2 separate regions of the Mus musculus genome follow, and region 2 is linked to region 1. The links are chromatin loops, found by intact Hi-C in ENCODE. Cell type or tissue: left cerebral cortex. All regions are shown on one strand. Links, peaks and the distances in the headings refer to the core of each region. The heading gives the core; the rest is flanking DNA. Region 1 overlaps Gm31223 (predicted gene, 31223). Region 2 has its middle 25 kb from the start of Gm31223.

What was found. A loop is a pair of places that touch in the nucleus more often than their neighbours do. Peaks named below come from ENCODE experiments on the same cell type or tissue, not always from the same donor. Only the 100,000 strongest peaks of a DNase experiment are listed, where the experiment ranks them.
Region 2: a loop joins it to region 1, with 5 times the contacts of the local background. A loop is called at or near these places in 2 of 42 quality-filtered maps.

The regions. Positions count from the first base shown.
Region 1 is chr8:80,976,001-80,978,916 of GRCm38, reverse strand. The region is part of intron 2 of Gm31223 (predicted gene, 31223); the gene reads right to left. Among named protein-coding and RNA genes, the nearest start is that of Gm31223, 29 kb to the right of the region's middle. In left cerebral cortex, for the core only: no CTCF peak of the experiment used is centred there; a DNase peak (open chromatin) is centred at 1,504.
Region 2 is chr8:80,922,918-80,925,833 of GRCm38, reverse strand. No RefSeq gene overlaps it. Among named protein-coding and RNA genes, the nearest start is that of Gm31223, 25 kb to the left of the region's middle. In left cerebral cortex, for the core only: a CTCF peak has its summit at 1,634 (motif pointing left); no DNase peak of the experiment used is centred there.

The DNA of each region.
Region 1 (2,916 bases), core at 270-2,769:
TTTTATAGGCCTAGGAGAGGCGTGTCTCATACCCGGATTGGTTATGCACTAAGCCTCATTTGCATGTTCCTCATCTGATTGGCTACTCTCTCTCAGTACCTCACAGAGCCTCATTATCATACCTCATTTGCATGTCTCACATCCGATTGGTTACTCTCTTAGTACCTTACAGAACCTCATTATCATGCATCATTTGCATGTCTCACATCTGATTGGTTATACTCTCAATACCTTACAGAACCTCATTATCATGCCTGGGCCAGGCAGTGTCTTTGCAAAAAACTTTACTGCATATGTACACATAGGTTGTTTGTCCAATCTTATGCATGGTGGCCAGCAGTAGTCAGTGCCACTCAGCAACGGTACATGTGGCTTCCCACATTTTATGATGGTGTTATCTACAGAAATATTTTCTTTTCACATACTAGCCCTTAAGTGCTGTCCTGCTATACATGAGGATTGGATGCTCTTTCTGTGCCCAGCACCATTTTAAAAAAAAAAAAAATGGTACAACTTGTCCAGTTACCTGAAGTCACCACTTCGCTACTTCTTTTGTTCAAGATGTATACGTTACATAGTATTGTCTATATACTCTAGAGCACTTTTAAGATGTATACATTACATAGTATAGTCTGTATATTCTAGCGCACTTTTAAGATGTATACGTTACATAGTATAGTCTATATACTCTAGAGCACTTTTAAGGAAGTGTTTCAAAGGCAATAAGATTTGTATGTAGCGTCTTTTCTCAAAAATGCTATTCTGTAGGGCCTGAGGTCTGTAGTTCAGCTTGCAGAGTGCTTTGTCTAGCAGGCACAAATCCCTGGGTTTTATTCCCAGCACCCATCTTTAAACCAGTCTTTAATGGTCCACATCTTTAATCTCAGTGCTTGGGAGGTAGGAGCAAGAGGATCAGGAAGAAGTTCAGGTCATCGTCACCAACATAGAAGTTCAGAATCAGCCTGGGACAAATAAAATCAGGTCTTAATCTGCTTTATATATTTCACTGCTATCAACAGTGTTTCTGTTGAGTTTGGATTTCTGAAACTATTCCTGAGGTGCAAAAGGTGAGGTTATTTATGTTTTAAAACACCCAAGAAGTGTGAAGTTACTAAAGCTTGAGGGACGTCATAAGTCAGGATTAGAAAACACTCTAAATGAAAGTTAATTATTTTACCAAGTCCTTTGTTAGAAATGAATGGACCTCAAAATGAATAGAGGATTTCTTTTTACAAAAGGATTCAAAGTAAACGGTGCTTTAAAAAAAATGCTTATTAAACTGCAACTTTCCCAGGCAAAGAAGAAATTCCTACAGAAGTAATTTTCAAAGACAAGAGAACTGACATTTCTATAAAATCAACAATCTAAGTTTCAGGCATTCAGAAGTTATGTAAAACCTTTAGCCCCGATGTTACATAACCAGTGTGGCTTTAACATTAAAAATAGAATCTAAGAAGTCAGCCAAGTGTATTGCCAGCTCTCTCAATGTCTGTTATGGCCTGCAGTTGTTTTTCCTCTTGATATATTTTGCCTTGTGTACTACACAGCAACACACCCTTCTGCATTGATTTGGGGTATGAAAACATAGGCTTTCATTTGTTGTTTTCACATTCCACTAATGTTAAAATCACTTGGAAGCTGGGTATACAGTCCCATACCTTTAATCCCAGCCCTCAGGAGGCAAAGGCAGATGGATCTCTGAGGTCAAGGCCAGTGTGGTCTACATTGGGAGTTCCAGGACAGCCAGGGCTATGAAGAGAGTCCCTGTCTCAAAAAAACCACAAATCAGTTGGGAAGTTTTTTTTTTTTTTAAGTACTCCAGGTTCAGGCCTCCCTCAATCCAGACTAATGTAGCACTGGGCATCTGCATTTGAGGATGCAGTTTTAATAAGAAAGCTGCTTGAGAGCTGCTTGGGGCCAAGGTGGGGGTATTAATCCTTCTTCCTAGGGCTTTTCCCTAGGAAATTAGTACAATGCTAAGTGTTGTCTGTGTGCTGCATAGTGGGTGTCTGCCCATAAACATCAGAATGAGTATTTTTCCACATCTTAAAAATTAGTTGATAATCAAAACTGGAGGAGCAGTGACAGAAGGAAATAGACTTTCCCAGAGCACACATTAGTAAAGGCTGGAGGTAAGCCCCATGGAGCATTTCTAGTGGGCCTGGTCCTGCTGCCCTCTACTCTTCTCCCTGCTTTCCATGACTAGTTCCTGGTCAAGGAAGAGAAGGCTTAGCAGTAGAAGGGAAACTTTGAAAGAGTCTGATTCTACTTCATTTATTGTGTGGCTAATAGAACAAAATCCAATAAACATTGAGGAAAGTAAATTCATAGTGATCAAAATTATCATTCAAAGTCAGGAAGACATGTTTCCACTCACAAGTGAAAACCGATTAGATCCAAAAAATGAATGGAAAAGAGGGAAGCTGCAAACTAAAAACTTAAATGTAAAGGAAATCATGTGGAGAGAAATGGAAGATCCAAGGATTAACTGAGGCCTGAGACTAAGCTCACACCAAGGCCACCGCTATCTTGTTACTTAGAAGCAGTGATGGAGAAAACCCTAAACACAGCTAGAGGAGAACATACAGAAAACCAAGTTCAGCAGACTCTCCTGCCCCCAGGCCACCTTTGCATGAAGCTAAACTGAAACACTAGTCCCTGCTGACTTACATACTCAGTTTTTATGCTACTATGGCATCCTTGAGTGCTTGTGGCAAACTGTCAGTAGCATAGTTATCAGAGTACTTTACAGAAAACCTCTGACTCAAAGAATGGGCGATGTCAGAGAGCACTCAAGCTTGAAGGTGGTTATAGGACATCTGTAAAACCTGGAAAGAAAAACTCCAAGTGAATGTAGCCAGGGAAATAGAAGTATTAGTTACTGTTTTTATTGATGGCAAACACAGAACAAGCACC
Region 2 (2,916 bases), core at 263-2,762, 53 kb after region 1:
ACCATTTATTTCTCAATGACCTGAAAGGCTTGCAATTCTCTTTGACAAAAATTATGCCACCTACCCGTATTCCCCCAACACATAGGCATCCTTCCCAGGATGTAAGGAACTTTTCATTCCAGCCTAAGTAAAGAATCGAGAAGAAACGTTGGTAAGACAAAAAGGGATCATTAGAGACTCAAGACTAAAGAGAAACTGTGTTGTGGCTTTTCCCTTTCTTTCTGGATTATCTCCTGCTCTCTTCCATGAAGCCAGATAATTGAGGTTAACCTGGAGCCTTACAACGTCTCTGAAAGCTAGGTATTAGTCTATTTTTATAGATGATGAAGATTTTAAGTCTCAGAGGTTAAGCAACTTGCCTCAGGACATACAGGGAGTTGCTGCCAGGGCTCGGGCTCCTCGCTCTCACTTACCCCGAGTAAGACACTCCCCTCCCAGGAAAGCAAAGAGCAGCCCAGATGATGGGAACCTTCCCTTTCAAAGCCTTAAGTAACCAGTGAGGTATCTGGGCCCAGCTAAGCTGCCTGTACTTGATCAGCTACCTTCCGAAGGCTGCACTGTATTCTTACCCTCGTGTCTAGTAGCTTTCAGGGCCCAGGAATGCTGTTGTGTGCACACTCATGCACATGTATTGTGTCTACTCGAAGCACACACACACACATGTTAGAGAAAGAAAGAAAGAAAGAAAGAAAGAAAGAAAGAAAGAAAGAAAGAAAGAAAGAAAGAAAGAAAGAAAGAAGGGAGGGAGGGAGGGAGGGAGGGAGGGAGGGAGGGAGGGAGGGAGGGAGGGAGGGAGGGAGGGAGGGAGGAAGGAAGGAAGGAAGGAAGGAAGGAAGGAAGGAAGGAAGGAAGGAAGGAAGGAAGGAAGGAAGGAAGGAAGGAAGGAAGGAAGGAAGGAAAAGAAAGGGGTAGGCATAATGATCCACACACGTAATCTCAGCCCCAAAGGAGTAGGTTCCTAGGGCTTATAACAAGCCAATCTACCCAAGGCAGCAAGGTCCAGGCCCATCAGAGAGCCTCTCTCAAGAAACCAGGGTGAATGACTGCGAGGGTGGTCCACTGGGCTTCACACACGTGTATATATGTGCACCTATATGAGTACACACACACACACACACACACACACATCAATAACAACAACAACACTAATAACGGTAAACCCTGATTTCATTAGTTCTGATTCAGAAAATAGAAACTGTTATTCCTATTTTGTTCCCTATTAAGTTGAGAAAGCTACAAGTAAGCAGCTTGTTCAAGGTTACTGACCTGGTAAATGATAGAACCTGAATTCCAACCACAGGCATTCTCTCTAGTTAGCCTTCAGTCTTCCTTCTATATGGATATCTATAGTGAAGGTCGGTTGTTATACATGTTTCTTTATAAATATTAGATGTAGGTTGGAAAGACGCAGCCAGAGAAGTCTGCACATATATGATGGTGCAGAAACCTTTACCTCTGTGCCTCACGCTCAAACTGTCCCACTTCATGCGTTAGTGCACCTCATGTGTTAGTCCCACCGCTGGGACAAAATACTCGAGTCGAGGTAAACACCTTAAGAGAGGAGAGGCGCGTTTGTCTCACAGTCTCCGAAGGTTCAGTTCATGCTCAGCTCCATCTACTGCCTACAAAGAGAAGGGCAACAAGCTCCCAGGCATGCCACACTTCTACCCAAGGCCAGAACAGCTGGTGGAGACCCCATTCCCAGAGCCCTGCTAGCATCCTCCTGGGGATTCTAAAGCTCCAGGGACTCTTTCAATAGACAGGCGACTTCAGGCTCATCTCTCAGTCACACAGAAACAAAAACAAGTTTCATTTCCTTCCTGCAGATGTTCCAAGAAATAGGGGACAATATCATTCAGAGCCACTCCCCTCCCACCCACCCCCACACCCTGGTGTCTCTAGTGGTGCTATTTATTTCGTCTGTTTGTTTTGAAATAGCCTTATGTATCCCCGCCTGCCTTAGAACTTAACCTTATGACTAGCAATGATCTTGAACTTTTGATCCTTCCTTCTCTGCCTCCTGAGGCTGGAATGCCAGGTGTATACCACCCCATGCAGCTGACCTCCAATAGGACGTTAAACTCAGAGCTTTGCACAAGCTCGGCACATGCTCTACTGAAGCTACATCTCACCCTGTACTCTCCGTTTTGATGACCTAATTATTGACATAACTTTCAGTGGAGAAGTAGGGTCAGACTGAGATATGCCCCTCACAAAGTTTGCTATATACTTTGCAAAACTATTTAGCAGAAAATTAAAGAATTCACTATAAAATAGTATGGAGACTCTTTACCTTCCCAGAGAACCATGCACAGAAGTGATCAACACACACAAGAGCCATTCTCCTTTATCTTTTTCTTGAGACTCATGGTTTTGGTTTGGTTCGGTTTGGCTTGGTTTTCGGTTTTGTTTTTTTGTTTTTCGAGACAGGGTTTCTCTGTATAGCCCTGAATGTCCTGGAACTCACTTTGTAGACCAGGCTGGCCTTGAACTCAGAAATCCGACTGCCTCTGCCTCCCAAGTGTTGGGACTAAAGGCGTGTGCCACCACTGCCCAGCAAGACTTAAGGGTTTTGAAAGTGCTTTTAACCATACAACTAAAGGTTAATTCTGTAGTACGTTTGATGTTTGAGCTTTTTTTTTTCATTTTAATCTCAAGTGACATACAACTAAGAAACATATACAAACCATGACTGCTGCATAGTAATACATAACGTTTTAGAGATTGGGACACAGAATATTTTTAGCTTGGAACCTTTTGGGGGAAATACCCGCAATGTGATGAATTTCTTGCTCCAAGATGCCCCGATTAATGAACAGAAACTGCCTGAAGAGACCGGGAACCACATCATGTCTGGCAAGACCCAGGCAGGGTTCTTTGGAAAGACCAAAGAAATTTGCCAAGCCCAAAGAAGCC